Linked DNA regions of Homo sapiens: region 2 is linked to region 1. The links are chromatin loops, found by intact Hi-C in ENCODE. Cell type or tissue: mammary epithelial cell. All regions are shown on one strand. Links, peaks and the distances in the headings refer to the core of each region. The heading gives the core; the rest is flanking DNA.

Region 1 (10,381 bases), core at 1,092-9,091:
AAGATAAAGTAAACCCAAAGCAAGCAGAAGGAATAAAACATCAGCAGAAATCAATGAAATTAAAAACTAGAAAACAATAGAGAAAAAAACAAGTGAAACAAAAATCTGGCTCTTCGAAAAAAGTCAATAGAATTGATAAACTTCTAACAAGACTGATAAATAGAGAAAAGATACAATCACAAGTATCAGGAATAAAATAAGAGACATCAATATTAATTTTGCAGCTATCAAAAAGATAACAAGCAAATACTACAAATAACTTTTTGTTCATGAATTTGTCAACTTAGAAGAAATGGATCGATTTCTCAAAAGCTACTAAAACTCCATCAAGAGGAAATAGATAATATGAGTAGCTGTGTGACGATTAAAGAAATCAAATTTATAATTTAAGAGCTTATAAAGAAGAAATCTCCAGGACCAAATGGTTTGCTGGGGAATTCAACCAATAATTTAAAGAAGAATTAACACCAGTATTTCACAATCTCCTCCATTTTATGAGGCCAGTTATTACCTGATACAAAACCAGAAAAATGCATGTTCTGCATTTATGGTCATTATGCTTCCCATGTTAAGTGAAACCGTTCGTTTCCTAAGGCTGCTGAAAAAAAAAAAAGCACCACAAACTGGGTGGCTTTCAACAGAAATTTATTCTCTCACAGCTCTGGAGGCTAGAAGTCTGAAATAGAGATGTCAGCAGGATCATGCTGTCTCTGAAGGTTCTAGGGGAGAATCTGTTCCATGTGTTTTGTTGTCTTCTGATGTTAGCTGCAATCCTTGCTGATACTTGGTTTGTAGACCCATCACTCTGATCTCTCTTGTTATCACTTGGCATTCTCCTTTGTGTGTGTGTTTTCCTTCTCTCATAAGAACAGTCATTGGATTAGGACTCACCCTAATCCAGTGAGGTCTCATTTTAACTTGATTACATTTTCAAAGACCCTATTTCCAACTATATTCAATTCATGGGTGCCAGGAGTTAGGATTTCAACATACTTTTCTGGGGGACATAATTCAACCCACAGCACCATCTGAATAAGTAGAACAACATTTGAAGAAAAGCTTTGTTTAATGTGATTTCATTAATTAAAAAAAGAGGCACAGATAGTTGATGCCAAATTTAAAGATTTACTTTTAACAGAAATCACATCTATGTAACCATGATAAACAATCAACATCCTCCAAAATGCAATTACAAATGCAATCCTGTTATCAGGAGCAATGTTACTGCAAGCAAAGGAAATACAAACAGTTGTCCAATTTCAGTTGCTTTATCTATGGTTTCAATGATTGTTTACAACCATTTACTTGCAATGCCTGAATGTCATCAAAACAAGAGACTGTTCATGAATTCCTTTCATTCTGAGGTGGTTGAACTGCAGGCATTTACTATCTCACTCCCTCCTTCATAGACTCACACTTTCTCATCTTCACCCACCAAGCAGCAAGTGTATCTATCAGTCAAACAGGAAAACAGAAGCCACTTCAAGGATTTGCAACAGGTGAAATTTAACACAATAAATTGTTCACAAATAACAGAGTAAATGAAAGGAAAAAAAGTGGTGAGGCAACGTAGAAATGAGGAAAAACCGGAACTGACTACAATTCTTAACCTAGAAGGTCAAAGGAAAGAAGCAATTCTCAGAGCCCAGGGGGAGTTGAAAGAGGCTGGAAACATAGCAGAAGTTGGGTTTCAGGAAGGAATGGAACCATTGCCAAAGCTGTACCTAAGGCTAAGAAGGCGATGGAGAGAGATCCTAACTTCTCCCCACCCTCCAATCTGATCTCTGACCCTTGTCTCCTATTGGTCAAATCCAGCCAGAAATCACCTTTGTAGAGGCCAAGGGAACGCAGCTTTATGAGGAAGGGCAGAGCAAGAAAAGGGCAAGAAGTCTGTTGGGAAATAATGCCCGGGTCCTGCACATCTTACTCCTCTCACCAAACTTTACTCAGGCAACTCTTCTACCAGTGACACTTTTTGTATTGCCTTTTTATTGGCATGTATGATGTCTAATATTCTACTGCTTATGTGTTTGCTGCTATGTAGAAGGAAGATAGCTCATATTTGTTGAACCCTGAAAACAAACATACCCAGCTAATGAATTCATTGTTAAGTAACTAGGAATCACAGTTTAATATGCTATTATACAAAAACCTCTTGTGAATTGCTATAGGTGTTTAAGAGTTTGTTTTTGTTGTTTTTTAGTAGAATTTAGAGGAATGGATTAGGATCTGGAAATGGAATGGGAACACATTTTTCTTATTTAAAGTAATAGCTCCTGCATTTCCAAAATTCTCTGCCACCAAGTTTTGGGAAACAAATTAAGAGTCAGAAATTAAGAGATGCATGGACTTGCCTAAATCTGCTAACAAGTTTTTCAAATTGGGTCTGTAGAGTCCTCTTTCTAACTCTTGATTTATATTTTATTTCTTCCAAGATTTTAGAGATAACCTATAGCCTAGACATTTTCTACTTGGATATATGCTAAGCCTTGCTTTTTTTTTTTTTTTTTTTGAGACAGAGTCTCGCTCTGTCGCCCAGGCTGGAGTGCAGTGGCATGATCTCAGCTCACTGCAGCCTCCGCCTCCCAGATTCAAGCGATTCTCCTGCCTCACTTTCCTGAGTAGCTGAGACTACAGGCGTGTGCCATCATGCCCAGCTAAGTTTTGTATTTTTAGTAGAAGCGGGGGTTTCACCATGTTGCCCAGGCTGGTCTCGAACTCCTGAACTCAAGTGATCTGCCTGCCTCAGCCTCCCAAAGTGCTGGGATTACAGGCATGAGCCACCATGCCCAGCGAAGTCTTGCTTTTGATCACTATTTATAAAGGATTTTTTTGTATCAGATTCATTTAAAACATCAGTAGGCAAATTAGGTTACCGACCCTATTATGAGTTAGATCATCACTGCCTTGAGACCTAGATCTATTTGAAATTTTTTTAAAAGGTTACAATGTTTTCTGCTGTGAACTCCTGTCCTCAAGCAATTCTCCTGCCTTAGCTTTCCTAGTAGCTAGAACTACAGGCATGTGCCGTCATGCCTCGCTCTTGTTACTGAATTCTTACATTCACATATAACTTCACTTAGGATGGAAGAGTGCTAAAAATAGTAATAATTTTTATTTCCTTTAAATCAAAGTTATACAAATTAAGAGAAAAATAACGTGTTTGGGTAGGACATTTATTCTCTGAATAATGTCCTTTATCATGTCATATGTTTAAAAACAAAGTTTATGGAAAGAACAGTGATATAAAATTTTATATATGGGACAAAGCCAATAGAGTCATCATTCTTCACGAGAATGGTGATCCTGATACTAGGAAGCCAGGAATATTGCAGACATTGCATTCCAATCACAGCCTTGCCTCAGTATTCTATGATTTCACAAAAGTGAGACAAGGGGCCAGTGTCAGTAGTCCCCTCTCTGCCAACACAACTGATAATATCAAAGAGAATAAACGTAGCAGCAAGAAGGGTTTGGCCTCCAGGCATGTCAAAGAAGTTACAGAAACACACATGGAAGGCCCTGGTTCAAAGCATACTATCAAACACCTGAAAGCAACATGTGGCAACTTGCAAGGTAGCTGCTGGTTCACAAATTGGACACCAATACAGCAGTGGGAGAGGAAGGATGAGTACTCAGTGGAGAGACTCTTCCAAACAAAGGCTAACCGCATCTTCTAGGGATCATTTGGTGGGCTAGTCCTAGGTGGGCTCAGGTGCTCTATTTAAGAATCATAGCACAATTACACAGCCATTTTCAAACACTGTGACTACAGTGCCACCAATATGACACCTTTCAAGCCTCATACTTGAATTTCTACAGCTGGGTTAAAAGCCATATCCCACACTAAGAGGGTGTGACATAGTCTTGGCCACAGACTGGGTTCTAGAAGGTGAGTATCTGGAAAATGTGGTCAAACTAACTGCCACAGAACATACTTTAAGAAGTTGAGTAGGAATATATTAGGGGACAAAAAATGTCAAACCCTAGCTTTCTGCTAATATGTAGTTCCTTGCTCCATAGACCTCAAGTCATTTTCATGTGCTAGGGAGAAAGATGACTAACACAGTTATCTGCCTCTTAAGAGTTATTACATCTAGTAACAGACTCTATTATATTGTATTTTAATGTTGGAATATGAAGTATTTACCAAGACCTGTGGCAATACAAAACAAATGTGTGACGGTACTGCATGAAGTAGAGGGTATTCTGGCACTTGAGGTCTATGCATTCTCTAAACATGACCAAATTGCTCAATACACTGCCGGGTATTATCTAGTACACCCTTAGGTGTTAAAAAAAAGTCTCACTGGGCTATTCATGCTCAGTAATATGAGCATGAAAATGAGCAAGGATATGACAGCTCAGGCTGTCATAGGATCCAGAATTTACATCAAAAAAACTAGACATTTAGAACAGTACGTTTCCATATTATATCTCGGGATGTGATGCAGGTTTTCCCAAGGCCCTGTGGAGCTCTGTCTGAAGCACGAAACTACTTGCAGGGAACAGAAGAAAGCCTTTTGGTGAGGACAAAATATTGCCTAATAGGTTGAGCAAGCCCAAGACAAATGAACATAGCATGACTCCTGAGAAATGAGGTACCTCAGCTTACAACACTCCAAACTTTGGGATCCTGTTCCTTCTCAGGTGATAGAAGATTGGCCCATGCTATAAAATCCCAAGTATTCCTTCAGAGTAAGAAGCAACTAACAGTACTTGAGGCTAACAGTGGATATTCAACTTAGGTGATTAATTTCCTTAGATCAAGACATCCCAATATTCCAATATAAAAATAAAAAACAAAATACCAATGCCAATTTCCTGGTTTTGACATTGTACTAGAGTTATGCCAATGCTACTATTAGGAGAAATGGATGAAAAGTACATGGGACTCTCTGTTCTATTTTTGCAACTTCCCAGGAGTCTATGATTACTTAAAAAATGTTTTTTGAAGTAATAGAGTCAGAGATCTTGCCCAAAGTCATAGACCTTTCAAAAACTTATAATTAGATCCTAGGATAGAATAACTTGTTTGATTAACTAGCCTTACGAAACATGCTACCACAGTAGAGATCACCTTGACCCATGAGCTACAGGCCAAAATAAGCGATCTATTACATTAGGGGTTCTTAAGTTGGGGGTCTGTAATATCCACGAGGTGTTTCAGCTTGATTTAGAAAGCATTTATCTTTATTTTTAGTAACCTCCAACTTAAATTTAATACTTCCTTTAGCTAATATATTCAAACCACAGCACCATTAGCAGAACCTGTGAATTGTGAATTTGTCACAATAGAAATCAGCTATTTTCATTTCACATTACCTTGTTGCAGATTTCAAATTACAACTTGTGCTTATCATTATTTCAAAACTATGGTAGTAAATAGACTGGCCACCAGATCTTATATGACTGCTTTCTTTGTGTCTACAGACAGTAAAACGTAGTCGCTCAACTCTGCGTCAGTAAGATATTCAGCTACTAAACAACAAAGGAGAAAGTTATTTCATGGGTAATCGAGGCAGTCACGTTGCTTTCGAGTACTCCCTATCTACATTTTTTTTTTTTTTTGAGATGGAGTCTCGTTCTGTCACCCAGGCTGGAGTGCAGTGGCGCCATCTCAGCTCACTGCAACCTCCGTCTCCCAGGTTCAAGTGATTCTCCTGCCTCAGCTTCCCGAGTAGCTGGGACTACAGGTGTACACCACCATGCCCAGCTAATTTTTGTATTTTTAGTAGAGACGGGGTTTCACCATGTTGGCCAGGCTAGTCTCCAACTCCTGCCCTCAGGTGATCCACCCACCTCAGCCTCCCAAAGTGCTGGGATTACAGGTGTGAGCCACTGCGCCCAGCTACAGTTTTTTTTTTAATCTATTCACTAAAGGTGGCAAGTCATTCTCATTAAGTTGTTGCAAAACTAGCACTCAAATGAGAGCTCTTAACTCTCAAATGAGAGCTCTTAACTCTCCATAAGGCAGCATGACTTTCATAACAGAGAGTACATAGACTACAAGGGTGGACCAGGCAAGTTCAAACACATCTAACAGTTGCAGTAACTTCAAATAATACGTTTAACAGTTATTACTAATAGATTAAACAATGATGTAGGTAGGTCATGCACAGGGTAAACATGAATAACAAGTGATTTTTTTTCTTCTTATACTCTTTTTGCACACTGTTAGGAAATAAAGCTATATACAAGGCACATACAAGGTATTTTATGAGGGGCATTTACGTATTATTCTGTGAAAACACCCCACATTTAAAATATAACTTTTGAAGGAAAACCAGTCACACTTGTAAACCATTTTCCTAGGAAGGCACAGAAAGCTACATAACTGCAATGCTGGGGGGAGTGTCTTACCACGATGAAGATGCAAGTTCATTTCTTTGAGGAAGGATAGTTGTCAACACCTGGAAACACCGCAGAACTTTTTCAGAAAGTCATTTTTCCTTAAAGGCAAAATTCAATCATGGATTCATAATCTTTTTGTAAGTATAAAACTCTGTCAAAGATCTTGGCCTAGCCAAAGATGACCTATTGATTTTAAAAAATAATGGCTCTGAGACACAATTCACATATGAAAAGAATAACCCATTTCTGCTGTACAATTCAGTGGTTTCTTAGTATATTTACAAGGTTGGGCAACCATCATCCCTATCTGATTTCCAAACATTCCATCACCCCTAAAAGAACTCCCATACCCATCAGTAGTCATTCCTTTCTCCCAGCCCCTGAAAACCACTAATCTATTTTATTTCTATAGATTTATTCTAAACATTTCATAGAAATGGAATAATCCAACACATGGCCTTTTGTGCTTCCTTCACTTAGCATGATGTTTTCAAGGTTCGTCCCTTTTATCACCAAGTAATATTCCATTGTATAGATATGTCAGATTTTGTTTACCCATTCAGTTGGACATTTGGGTTGTTTCTACCTTTTTTGGCTATTAGGAATAATGCTGCTATGAACATTTATTTACAGAGTTTTGTTAGACACATTTTAAATTCTCTTGGTATATATCTAATAATAGAGTTGCTGGGTCATGTGATAATTCTATATTTAATATTTTAAGGAACTGCCTAACTGTTCTTCATAGCAGTGGATTAGATGAAGCCAACCCCACAGATTCTAGGACTTCAGTGAAGACAGGGCAGCTCTGCAACTGAGCTGACTCTGAAAAGACTAGCACTGCAGAGAAACCACCAGGTCAGAAATACTGGCCCTATAATCTCAAACAGTAACTGTTCTGATGCTCCAGTGCCCATGTTGCTTTCATCCTAGACCATTTCATGTCAATCCCACCCACTTGTCCAGCTGTTCTGTTCAGTTATAACTAAATATTGAAATGCAGAACTCGAAGTCCATAGGGAACAGAATAGCAACATTCTTCAGGTCCCAGCTTACTAAGGAAGGGGAACGTGGAGCAGACCCATAGCTCTAGTCATGAAGTCTGGTAACCCACAGAGAAGCCATGGGATTTTTCATCACAAGACGTGCTCTATGCATATGTATGACTGGGCAATGGCACTGGCTCAATTATTAAGTCCAGGAAGAAGTATAGTAAGTCTTCTCTTAACATCATAAACTCTTAGAAACTGTGACTTTGTGCAAAACAGCATATAACAAGACCAATTTGACCATAGGCTAATTGACATAAACAAGAATTAAGTTCCCACAGCATGCCTCTGGTCACAAAAAACATCAAACTTCTAAATAAAGACCAAAACACTTCTAACATTAAACACTGAAATAAATGTGAGCCATACATAGAAAGATTAACAAAAACAAGGTAATTATTTACCTGCTTATTCCAGTTTGGAATCAGTTGACCAGAGCCTGTCCTGGCAGCTGAAGGCACCAGGGAGGAACTCACTGTAGACAGGATGCCATCCCATCACAGGGCACACTCATATACACACCCACTCACACTGAAACCATGTAGACACACCAATTCACTTCACATGCACAGCTTTGGGATGTGGAAGGAAACTGAAGTCCCTGGAGAAAACCCATGCGCACATGGGAAGAATGTGCAGGCTCCACACAGACAGTGGCCCTGGCTGAGAATCAGTGATTGTCATCAACATTAAAACAAAATAATGTTGAATGAAATGACATTATTTGAGGACCTACTGCACATGGAGTGAGGGAGATTGGGACCCAGCCCAATGGCTGCTCAACCTCTAAATAAGTAGATTTTAGAATGGCTGCTTCTAAATAAGTAGATTTGAGAATGGCTAAAGTTCAGCTACCTTCCCCTCTCCACACACATTTGCACCTACCTCCACTGAACAGGAGATGGGGAACTGCAACCAGCTATGTTCATGCTAGCACTTATAGCGGGGGCATGCCATGCTGCAGGGGTTGCTATACCATGGCACCCAAGGCTCAGAAAGCTTTTGCCCCTGCTGCTAGGAAGCACCTGGCCCAGTAGACATTGACCAGCAAGGCCCTACATTGTATCTCCCATCCTCATGCTCTCATTTCATCCTTCTGAGAAGTGTGGATGAGTAAACCTGTCTCCAAGCCAACATGATGGGTAATTCAAGAGAATGAGCATATTTGTGAATCAAACCTTGGTCCAACAGGCCAGCAGCAACCATAAGCCACTTGTTGATGGATAGCCCCTGCTGAGGGGAGGGCAATATCCCACATGACCACTCCTGTGTAGCTACCCATGGATAAGCAAAATTTTGTTTTACTTTACTGAGACTTTGGCATTAGGATCCTTCCAGCTATTAACCTCATCAGCATTACTACAAGATCCACCCATTATTTTCGCAGTTTTGCCACCAGACCTGTCTATGTGTCCCACAGTGTCCTGTTCCTCATATTCAGGACTCCAAGTGCTCTATCTCTACAAATACTTCAAACACAGGGACAAGGGAGTTGCCTCTACACTTTATATAACAGCACAACTAGCCTGGATCCCGGCAGCTATAGCAAAAGGAGACTCACTTTGGGAAGCCAAACAGATTGAGTTTGTTGACAGTAACTTGCAGCAGGGGCTATTCCAGGGCTTGGCTAATGGAGATTCAATCTCTGCCACATGACTGAGATCAGAGTGTTGCCCATCCCTTAATTGCTCTTGATCCTTCAAATCTGGAGGTCACAGATCTTCAGTAAATTATACCTCTGTGATAACCCCAGCCTTGCCAGCCCTCAGGAAGGACGTTCACCTGTTACTAAAACTGAGGAAAACAATATGGCTTGGGCAATAAATGAATGCCCACCCACAGCAAGGACAAAATCCAAGGTTACAGATGCAGTTAGAGCAGTTTACCTGGGCGTTATCTTCCTGAGACTCTGCTCCAAGAGGCTTGTGTAAAATAGCATGTAGGTGTTTAAGAGGTAGAGGAAGTCACTTGTGGGAAAAAATTGAAAGTCTGAATCAAGGTTTTTTAGAATGACTTAAAGAATGAATAGGAAAAGTAGTTACGTTTTTTAGTTTGTTTGCAGACATAAGATGAGAAATAACACAGAACAGAGAGAAAACCAAAGGAATTGCCAACAGTAATCTTTAGCTTTTTAGCAGTCACAGGCATGGAGCCCTAGCAGTGTGTGGCCAAGGAAAGGCTTTATATCGTGAGTGAAGCTGTCCTTCCAAAGTTTAACTCATTTCGTTACTTAAGATCCTTACCAGGTTATAGCCAATACTGAGAAGTTTGTTGGAGAATGCCATTTCCCAAATAAACCTACGTCAAGATGTATTAGAACTTTTTTTTTTTTTTTGAGACAGAGACTCGCTCTGTCACCCAGGCTGGAGTGCAGTGACGTGATCTTGGCTCACTGCAACCTCTGCCTCTTGGGCACAAGCAATTCTCCTGCCTCAGCCTCCTGAGTAGCTGGGACTACAGGCGTGTGCCACCATGCCCAGCTAATTTTTTTATTTTTAGTAGAGATGGGGTTTCACCATGTTGGCCAGGCTAGTCTACGAACTCCTGACCTCAAGTGATCCACCTGCCTCTGCCTCCCAAAGTGCTGGGATTACAGGTGTGAGCCACCACGCCTGGCCAGAACTTCTTCCTCATTCATAGCTGGGAGATTAAACCAGTTGTGCAGGAGGACAGGCAACTTAGAAAGCAACCTGAAACAGCAACATCCAACAGACTCAGGTCTCTTTCCCTGAGAAAGATTCTTAAACTGGTGCTTTCTGAATGAATTTTTTTTTTTCTGGAAAACCAACTAACCTATTGACCACCAATCTTAGCTCAACAGGCTAAAACCACCAAGGACAAACCTATAGTTCAACAAGGTCAGGTTTATTGACCCATTGCAATAAGGAAGACTGGACAACAGAGGAGTGTTAGAGAGCAACTCTCCCCAAAGGACAAGGTGGTTATTTGAGGGTTTGAGAGAAGACAGTATAGGTAAG
Region 2 (10,381 bases), core at 737-8,736, 51 kb after region 1:
CCTGGATCATTGCCTTAACTGTATTTGCTGTAGTAAATGCAATAAGATTTTACTTAACCACCAAAGAGATTTTGCCTCAAGGTCATTTCACCCATAAAGCCATCAACAGTAAAGCTCAAGGGCATTCTGGCAGGGATATGGCAACCTGCTGTTGTTAGCTCTGGTAGGAAGAGCTGTACTTCAAGCTGAACTTCATCATTAACTGGTCAGTCCCCACGTTATTTGAGCAGTGTCCAGCCAGAAGTGAAGGTAATGGCTTTGTATTTTGTACACATGTTCCAGAGTAAAATCCACAGTGAGGTACTGGAAACACAGAAATACTTCTACTATATTGCATTTCTCTGCATTTCTAGAACAATAGTCCTTAAGGGAAGAAATGCTCATTAGATTGCTTGGTCTGTGACTTCCTAGACCTCATTGCCCTGGATGAGTTTGACACATACAAGTCTATTCCTTTACCAGAGCAATACTTGGAAAGTCACATACATATCAGCAAGAAATGTGTCAATTTTCAAATGCTTTGAATGTTTCGGGCTTTAAAAAAATTTCAAACCCAAAAATATGGTGAGAAATATATCATCTTTCCTCATGTCATATAACTTTGCAAAAATTATTCCTAATGTGTTAAAATATCTTAGCTACTGCACATATAAAGTTAATGGTTTTCTTATTTTTCATACTTGAATGTTACTGCCTTATTCCTTCTCATTGGGTTGTAATTTTCCATAACGGGTTAATAGAAGACTGGATTTTAAGGTCAGTTAATGTTTGTTAGAACCATATTATTTGTCCCAAATACAGATAATTCATATGCACTGCTTTACCAAAAATAAAAAAATAGAAACAACAAAAAAGAGGGAGAGAAAAACTTTCCTCTTTAGGTTCAATTATAACAAATCCGTTTCACCAAAGTGACACTCTTAATAACAGAATATGCAAGGATGTGGAAGAACTGGAATTCTCATAGATTGCTGGTGGGAATGTAAAATACTGCAATCGCTTTAAAAAACAGTGTGGCCATCTCTTAAAAAGTTAAAGTTAAACATGTTTTTACATTATGATCTAGCCATTCTACTTCTAGGTATTTATTTAAGAGAAATGAAAGCGTAAGTCCATACAAGACTTGTATACGAATGTTCATGGCAGCTCTTTTTTTTTTTTTTTTTTGAGACAGAGTCTTTCTCTGTCGCCCAGGCCGGTGTGCAATGGCACGATCTCAGCTCACTGCAATCTCCACCTCCCAGGTTCAAGCTATTCTCCCGCCTCAGCTTCCCAAGTAGCTGCGATTACAAGCACTCGCCATCATGCCCGGCTAATTTTTGTATTTTTGTAGAGACAGAGTTTCACCATATTGGCCAGGCTGGTCTTGAACTCCTGGCCTCAGGTGATCCACCCACCTCGGCCTCCCAAAGTGCTAGGATTACAGGCGTGAGCCACTGCACCAGGCCAAGCAGCTCTATTTGTAATAACCAAAACCCGGAGTCATTGAAATATCCATCAGGAGGTGAATGGATAAACACATTGTGGCATATCCGCAATTGTCCAATATCCACAAATACCCAATATCAGCAATAAAAACAGAATGAACTGTTGATACACACAATGTGGATGCATTTCAAAATAATTATGCTCAGTGAAAGAAAACAGATAAAAAAGAATATGTTGTGTTTGACCTCGTGTATATAAAATTCTAGAAAATGCAAACTAGAGTGACAGCAAGCAGATCAGTGGCTGCCTAGGAGATAGGTGTAAGGGAAAGGCAGGAAAGAGAGATGACAAAGGAGCTCGAAGAAATTTGTGGGGCTGGTAAATATGTTCATTTTCTTAAATATGGTGATGGTTTCAGCCATGTATACAAATGCCAAAATGTGTCAAATTATACTCTTTAAATATGTGCAGTTCATTATATGTAAATTAGACTTTATTAAAGCTCTTAAAAAAATAATAGGCCAGGCAGGGTGGCTCACGCCTGTAATCCCAGCACTTTGGGAAGCTGAGCTGGGCGGATCACGAGGTCAGGAGTTCGAGACCAGGCTGACCAACATGGTGAAACCCCATCTCTACCAAAAATACAAAAATTAGCTGGGTGTGGTGGCGGGCACCTGTAATCCCAGCTACTAGGGAGGCTGAGGCAGGAGAATCACTTGAACCTGGGAGGCAGAGGTTGCAGTGAGCCAAGATCTTGCCATTGCACTCCAGCCTGGGCATCTCAAAAAAAAAAAGAAAAAAGAAAAAAGAATAACATTCAGTGGAACAAAGGTTGTAAAAAATGTGATAACTAAGTTTCTTTGAAAAGGGATATAAAATTTAAACATCCTGTTTTTTTTAAAGAATGGCTTGGGGGTTACATAAGGAGTAGGACTAGAACTGGAAAAACCTTGTGGAAGGGACAATCACTGAGTGACTTTCTATTCACTAACTCACCAGCTATGAGATGTAGGGGCCAAGGTCCTTGGCTCTCTGGAGGCTTGAAAGTGATATGAGGCAGACTAATAGGAGAAAAGGCATACAAATTTAGTTAATGTGCATACACAGGAGCCTTCAGAATGAAGACACAAAGATACAGGGGAAATGGTCCATTGTTATGCCTAGGTTCAACAAAGTATGGACAGCCATGTAGAAATATAATTGGAAAAGAAGGGCATTATTTCATGTTAATAAACCGTGTGGGAAGACACAGCAAGGTCTATCTTCTTGGCCTCTCTGAGCAACATTCCTTGTCTAGATTTTTCTTGGCCTCTCTGAGCAACATTCCTTCCTTCTGAGTGTGGGGCAGGGCCATCTCTGGAATGAGGGTCTTATGACTGACAAACAAGGAAGGTCAGATAATTTCTTTATGGCCAATTTTTACACAGAAAGGCAGAGGGAGCATTAGAATAATAATTTTAGGTTTTATGACAAGTTTTGTGGGGAAGGGGTTCTGGTTTCTATGACCCAGCTTGGGGAAGAGGGATTATAATTTCTATGGCTGGCCTTGAGGAGAATGGGACTGAGACATGCGGGCAGAAGGTCAGAGAGAAACTTTTGCCCTCTTTCTAACGCCTTCATTTTAGGCATTGTTTTCTGAGCCCCAACAGTAAAAATACCCCCAGAATAGATAGAAATAGTCTAGATTATTATATCAATAATTGTGTAGATTAAAATACCAATGGCCAGGCACGGTGGCTCATGTCTGTAATCCCAGCACTTTGGGAGGCCGAGGTGGGTAGATCACCTGAGGTCAGGAGTTCGAGACCAGCCTGACCAACATGGTGAAACTCTGTCTCTACAAAAATACAAAAATTAGCCAGGCATGGTGGTGCACGCCTTTAATCCCAGCTACTCAGGAGGCTGAGGCACGACAATCGCTTGAACCCAGGAGGCAGAGGTTGCAGTGAGCCAAGACCATGCCATTGCACTCCAGCCTGGGCAACAAGAGCAAAACTCCATCTCAAAAAATAAAAAAATAAATACCAATGACAACACTCAGAGATTAAGGGAGAGCAAAGTAAGATACTGAGCATATAAAATCCTGGTCCAAATATAATCCAAAGTTTCTCCACCCAAGAGAAAGGGATATAAAAAATTTAAAAGCCCTTAGAATCCACAGAAGGTATTCTCCTGACAAATTGCAGCTTATTGCATAGGCCAGAAAAGGTGTTAGGAATGCATGTGAAAACACATATTATCCTGCAAATCTCTTTTTTAAATAAAACTCTACCCATGGACCATTTTTCCAAGCATCCATTAGTATTTAAAACACAAACCCAATTGAAAAATTTTACATTTCACTTAGGGACACACCAAGGAAGGGGTTGGAGGGAGGGGGAGAACATAAAGGTTAGAGGCCTGAGGATCTGCCATTCCTGATTTAATGTGCCAAGAAACAGATACCCTAAATGAGTTAGGGTTACTGGATCTGCCTTTCCTCAAAGCAAGGAAATAATCCTATTGAATATATCTCCCCTCTGAGGCTGCTTTGGAACTGCTGTTTCACCCTAAATCTTCTCTGGATCCTCTTGGCAAATGGCTTTGAGATGACATAATGAAAATGGACTTTGGGTCTTGTTTTTAATTTCATTCATGCAAACGGAAAGATGGGTTCCATCTAAAAGTTCTGATGTGGACACTGGCAAGTGTTGGAAGTAACACAAACACAAAACAGGCAAGAAGATGAGGAGAAAAACAGAGAATACAAGAAGAGATGAAAGGAGGGAAGAAAGACCCTGTATATGATTATTTGGAGTTAGGAAAGGAAATTGGATTGCCTAGAATGGCAGACACTTGGAATAAGTGGGAACCCACAACATTTACTGATGGATACAGCTTCATTAGGAGATAATTGTTAATTTAGTCTAAAAGAATGAATAGGGAACATCCAGGTAAAAATTTATATATAGAGAGAATGAAGCCCAGGATGCAGCACAAATAAAGGTGTGACATTATGTGCTGCTATTACTAGTGCATAGAATGTGTGTATATTGAGGGTGGAGGGTGGGGCAGGTGAAGAAATGTGTAGAGGGTCAAAACCAGGAAACTGACATTGGCACAATACAATTAATTTGACTACAGATCTTATTCAGATTTACCAAATAACAGTGTTTTAAAAATTGAAGTGTTGACATTTCAACAGTGACATGTATATTAGTCAGGTATCATTACTAATGGCTTACGTGGACCGTCATTCAGAAATAACTTCAGTGATGCTGGTGAACATGTACTAACCTATATAAGTACATTTCCTGGTATGAGGCACAGATGGCCCCTGTCTTAGGGAAGTGTGCAGTCCAGTTGGGGAGCTGATGTAGGGGAGGAAAAACAATTTTCTCTTTATCCTTCGTAGTTCTTAGTTGAGATGGATCCTTGTATCAAAGGTAAATTAATAGGAGAAAAACAAAGTCTAATAACATGTATGCTTCATGTATACAAGGGATATATTCAGGGAGAATGAGTAAATCTCAAAAAGTTGGCTTTGAATTCAGGCTTAAAAAATCATCATTCTCTAAAGCAAAGAAAGAGAAGAAGACCAGTTATGGGGAGATAGCTAGGAAAAGGAAAAGCATGGTAAAGAAGGATAAGGTTTGTTACACAGATTTAAGTTGATTCCTTCTCCATTGACAAGAGTCTTTATTGATTTAGAATCATTCCTCTCCTCCTGATACAAAGAGGGAGACACCCTTATAAATGAATTATTTCCTTTATAGATGTAAATTTCCCTTACAAAAGGATAACCTCTACTCTGTTTTCAGAGTTTCCCCTGTGTCTGCCATTTCTCAAAATAATCTTTATGCCAAAAAGCTATATTTTGGGGTGGCATATTCTGGTCTCCTACAGTCACATTTTGGGGTGGTGTTGGGGTGGAGAGAACAATACCACAAAGTATAGTGCTTGGGCATGCTGAACACTTTTGAATTAAAGGAAATCGGAAGGCCTTCGAAGCTACCTCAAAACCAAGGACTTTCTAACCTTCTCTGGTTTTTCCCCGACTAGCACAGGGAGAGAATCTTTCTGGAATTTCCTCATCTGACTAAGAAATCTTCTTTCCAAATAAAATGCAATTGTCTTAAGACTCCCTCCCTAGGAATAAATAACCAAGAAAAATTAACCAGCAGGGACGAAAAAACACAAAAAGTTGTCACTATGCCCAGACAGACTTTTCATCTATTCTTCTGAGGACAGCTCCAAGAGATTACCTGGGAAACTTTATCTGCATAATAAAACAACCATTGTTCACAATGAAGTTCTGCCCCTCATCTTCCTGCTACCTCACCCAGAGCTCGGAGGAACTCTGTCACAGGTCATTGTTATTTGGGTTCATTCGTTTCCCCTGAAAATCATTTATTACCCCTCACTGCTAGGTGGGGTGTCAGAGCCCTGGCATCAGAAAGTGATCGACTCATGGGTTGGTAGGAAGAATTTACCAATGACAGTATAAGTTTGAAAAAGGAAAGTTTTATTAGAAAGAAATAATGCTGTAGACGAGTGCAACGGGGCACCTCAGAAAGACAGGACTGAGTGTGCCATGGTGGATTTTTTTCCTCAGGGGTATTTATGGACCTTAAAGCAGGAGCTTAAGGGTAATTTGGAGTATATTAGTCACAAAGGTCATGATAAATGATTACATTTGTAGACATTTTGGTGCCTTAATGTCAGCAATGGTTGCACAAGGAGTTTCAGTTTGCATGCATTCCAGGGATGTATAGAAATTCTAGTTACTTAAAAATTTGGGGGAAAGAGACCTGGAACCAGATGCCTGCTTTAGATAATAGGGAAGTCTAATTACTTCTGAATTCCTCAGATAAGGAGTTTTGTCTCTAGATGGTCTGCTTGCTGGTCACCAGGTGATCTTGCTCTCCTCATTTTCTGCCTGAAAAATATCTTGGTCAAATCTTTGACCCTTCATATTCCCCCATACTCATGTCTAGCTGCTGCCTCTTAGGGTCTCAAGAAGAAAGGGAAAATGGCACAGTGAAGAGCGGTGTCGAGTCTGGTTACCTCCTGCTGAAAGGGAGCATTGAGGGGATACATTGTGTTTTCCCCTTTCTTGCTCTCTGTCATGAAGGGAATGAAAGTCATGAAAACTTGTTCACAGGGAAGACTGGATTCCATCAAGAATCCCCTTGTAAATGGAAGTTGCTGTTGCAGGCCAGTATTGGGATTGCATAGTCATCTGTAGATGGAATCATTGTAATCAGGAAGATATAAACTTAATAAGAGCGTTTAAGAGGCAGGGACCAAATATTAAAACAAGAATGATATGGATGAAAGGTGCAAAGAACGGGGGAAGCCAAGTGATTTATGGAAACCAATCAGTAAAGGTTTTGGGCCAGTCTTGGTTACCTTGGGAAAGTGTGTGTAGCCATTTGGCTTGTTTGAAAATTTCTTGGACCTTAATTTTCACTTCTCCAGACACATTAATATAGATGCAACAGATTTTGTTGATGACAGCACAGACTTCTCCTTGCTCGGCTTGGAGGTAATCTAGAACTCATCTATTCAAAAACCATTTCTGCTAGTGAGTTTAAAGACTTTTCTAGCACCGATAGACTTGCACTAGCTTTGGCTAAGGCTATTTCAAGGGAGGCAGTAAGTTCTCGTAGTGTGATTTTATGGTAAGTAAAACCTCCCCAAGGGGCAAGAATTGCAATGCTTCCTACAACTCCAGTCACAATAAATCCTAGGGCCCTTTTTCTTCTTGAATGGAATTATAGATTGGAAGTTATGCTCAAGACAGTAATTTGGATGGGAGCTATTGTTCCCAGAGTGCAATCACCATAATGAAGAGAGAATTATCAAGGTGGTATAGTGCCAAAGCTTGAAAAGGGTTTAAATAATTCTTAGCAGTGCCACAAAGCCATAAGAGCCCAGGATGGGCAGGTAATATAGTTTCAAGCTTTTTGGACTAAGAGGTCCTCCACTGCTGAGGCTTTTAAGTGGGTGCTGGGGGGCCATCCCTAGGATACTAGGTCTAATGTTTTTGAAAAATATGCCATAGGGTCCTTAGAGAGCCCCAGATTTTGGGCTAAGAATCTTAAACCTATTCCCCTTTGTTCATGTACATACAAAAAGAAAGGCTTAGTCAAATCTGTTAGGGCCAAGGTCGGGGCTGAGATTTAAGCTTGTCTTAAAGTGTTTAGAGCATGCTTCATATCATTAGTCCAGGATAGAGGTAGTTCCTCAATTCCCTTGAGGGCTCACATAAAGGTTTTGCTATTAATCCAAAGGAAGGAATCCATATTCTGGCAAAGCTACTGTTTAGTTTCCGGAGTTGTCACATTTAAAACGAGATCTTTTCAAGCACTAGAGAAGCTCTTTGTACCAGGGGTTAAAATAAGACTGAGAGGTGCTTGTTCTTGCCCTTGCCCTTGCCCTAGTCCTTGTACTGTAGGATCCCTTTGTTGGGTAGGTTGGCAAGGTTGTGGCTGTGACAGCACAGAAGGAAGAGATGTCCCCCTTCTCATGAGGGAGAGAGGGGCACTCACTCTTCCAATGACCCTCTTGTTTGCAATGAGGACAGGGTCTAGGGGACAGCTTGTAACCCAGAGGTTTGGGACATTCTTTACTCCAGTGTCCTGGATTTCTACAGCAATGCCAGGCCCCCATTCTTTTAGTATTATAGGGACGAGCCTTGGGGTTATTAGCTAACAAAAAAGAATGTGCCAATGCTGTTGCCGTGTATTTAGCTTGGCAACAGCATTTTTTTCTCCTCTAATTGAGCCTTTTTTATTTTTGGTGTTTCCTCCTGGTTATTAAAAACCTAAAGTCTGTATTTAATAAAGTAGGAAAGGGAGTTTGTGGGTCTTGCTCTAACTTTTGGAGTTTTCGTCTGATGTGTAGGGAAGCCTGACAAAATGGATTGGCCCTCAGGGCTTTTGGAGTCTAAATTTGTATATTTATGCATGGCCTCCACCAGTCTAGCTTGGAAAAGGGCAGGATTGTCAGATGGCTCCTGAGTGATTTCTTGTAATTTAGAAAAATTAACAGATTTTATTACAGCCTTTCTCATTCCTTCCAAGAAACAATTTATCATATAGTCTCATCTGCCCCTGCCTCTGTTTGGGCTGGCATCAGCAGCCTGGTATTGCAAATTGGGTTGTGTGTTGGGGACAGCTTCTGCACCAGCTCTATCATCATTAGGATTATAAGCATGAGCGTCATCTGCCCAAGCTGGAACTAAAGACCATATGTGTGATTTTTCTTCATGGAAGCAGCAAGTAGTTAATACCACAAATATGTCTTGCCAGGTTAAATGAAAGACAATAGTTAAAGCCCCCAATTCTTGAATGAACTTAGAGGGATCCTGGCTAAATGAACCTAACTTGGATTGAATTTGCAAAAAATCAAACACTGGAAAAGGAACATAAACTCGAATTGTTCCCAAATCTTCATTTGCCACCTCGTGGAGAGACAAAACTATACTAGTGGTATATGTGACTCCTGTGTGAGTATGTGAGAGTGATAAAGTGTCTAGATATGGAAGGGGTGTTGATTAGCAGATGGAGGGGGTGTAGGTGAAGTGGGAGCAGGCTGAGGAGAGTGTGATAGGCAAAAGGAAGGATCATCTAAGACATAGAATCAGGGAGGGAGGAAGTTCCTTGGAAACATATGCGACAATTTTTATGTTATTTTGGGTTTTGGGATAAAGCCAAAAAGACCTGAACATTTGGGACCTCTGAATCCTTTCCAAGGTTCTGGCAAAATGAATCTAGTTGTAAAATAATGTTCCCGTCCAGGGTTGGTTTAATTAAGAGGCCAATTTAAATTATCGGGAAGCTTATATTGAACCCAAGCTGTATTACAAAAGAAAATCATACACTTCTTTTTGAGAGTGTGTGGGTCAAAATGGGACTAGTTTTTAAGTATGCAACCCAAGGGCGAGTCGAGTGGAATTGAAGAATGAATTGAACCCATATTGGATTTTGGTAAAGGACTACAAGATCCCTGGGGCAACCCTGAGGGATTTGGACCTCCCTTTTTCCATTGGCTTGCTCTATTCAGTGATGTTCCACCATGGATATAGGGCCTGCCCTTGCCTGGATGACCAGTCCAAGAGTGCCCTTGTTTGAGTGGTCAGCTCAAACCTAACGTGAAGGAGAACTCACCCATAACTTGGGATGAGGTGCTTGTGATGAAGGTGAATCCAAAATTGGGTCCACAACCAGTAGAGTGTGTCTGCGCAGAGTTGAGATTGCTGCTGCTCGTTTCCAAGTCACGGTTTACAGAGTGTTAAGTGAAAGTGGACTTGCCATCCTGACGGGCAATAGGGAATTCACTCTTTTGTCTTGGCCTTCCCGTAACACCAGGGAGTGCCCTCAGCCAGAAACCCTCAATTACCAAAGAATACTTAAGCTGATTAGCTGGCAGTCAGAAAACAGAAAAAATCCCTGGCCAGTCCCTCACCCCTAAAGGCAATGACAGACAGGTGTCCCTTCCCTAGGGCTTCAGGATCTCACCGAAGAGTGGCCTCCGCCAAGGATCTTCAGTTCCCGAGAGTAAAGAACCAGATCATCAAGGGAAGCAGGGAGGAAAAAAAGAAAGGAGAAATCCCAGTAAAGTCTCACTATGGGCGACCAAGATGCCGAGCAAGGTATCAGAGCCCCAGCATCAAAAAGTGGTCAGCTCATGGGTTGGTAAGAAGAATTTACCAACGACAGCATAGGTTTGAAAAAGGAAAGTTTTGTTTGTTTGTTTGTTTTGAGATGGAGTGTCACTCTGTCGCCCAGGCTGGAGTGCAATGGTACAATCTCGGCTCACTGCAACCTCCGCCTCCCGGGTTCCAGCAATTCTCCTGTCTCAGCCTCCCAAGCAGCTGGGATTACAGGGCCCTGCCACTGTGCCTGGCTAAGTTTTGTATTTTTAGTAGAGATGGGGTTTCATCATGTTAGTCTGGCTGGTCTCGAAC

What was found. Peaks named below come from ENCODE experiments on the same cell type or tissue, not always from the same donor. Only the 100,000 strongest peaks of a DNase experiment are listed, where the experiment ranks them.
Region 2: a loop joins it to region 1, with 2.2 times the contacts of the local background. A loop is called at or near these places in 4 of 110 quality-filtered maps.

The regions. Positions count from the first base shown.
Region 1 is chrX:43,577,806-43,588,186 of GRCh38, forward strand. No RefSeq gene overlaps it. Among named protein-coding and RNA genes, the nearest start is that of MAOA, 73 kb to the right of the region's middle. In mammary epithelial cell, for the core only: no CTCF peak of the experiment used is centred there; DNase peaks (open chromatin) are centred at 3,546, 4,536 and 6,006; H3K27ac peaks cover 4,169 bases.
Region 2 is chrX:43,629,290-43,639,670 of GRCh38, forward strand. No RefSeq gene overlaps it. Among named protein-coding and RNA genes, the nearest start is that of MAOA, 22 kb to the right of the region's middle. In mammary epithelial cell, for the core only: no CTCF peak of the experiment used is centred there; a DNase peak (open chromatin) is centred at 4,662; H3K27ac peaks cover 1,560 bases.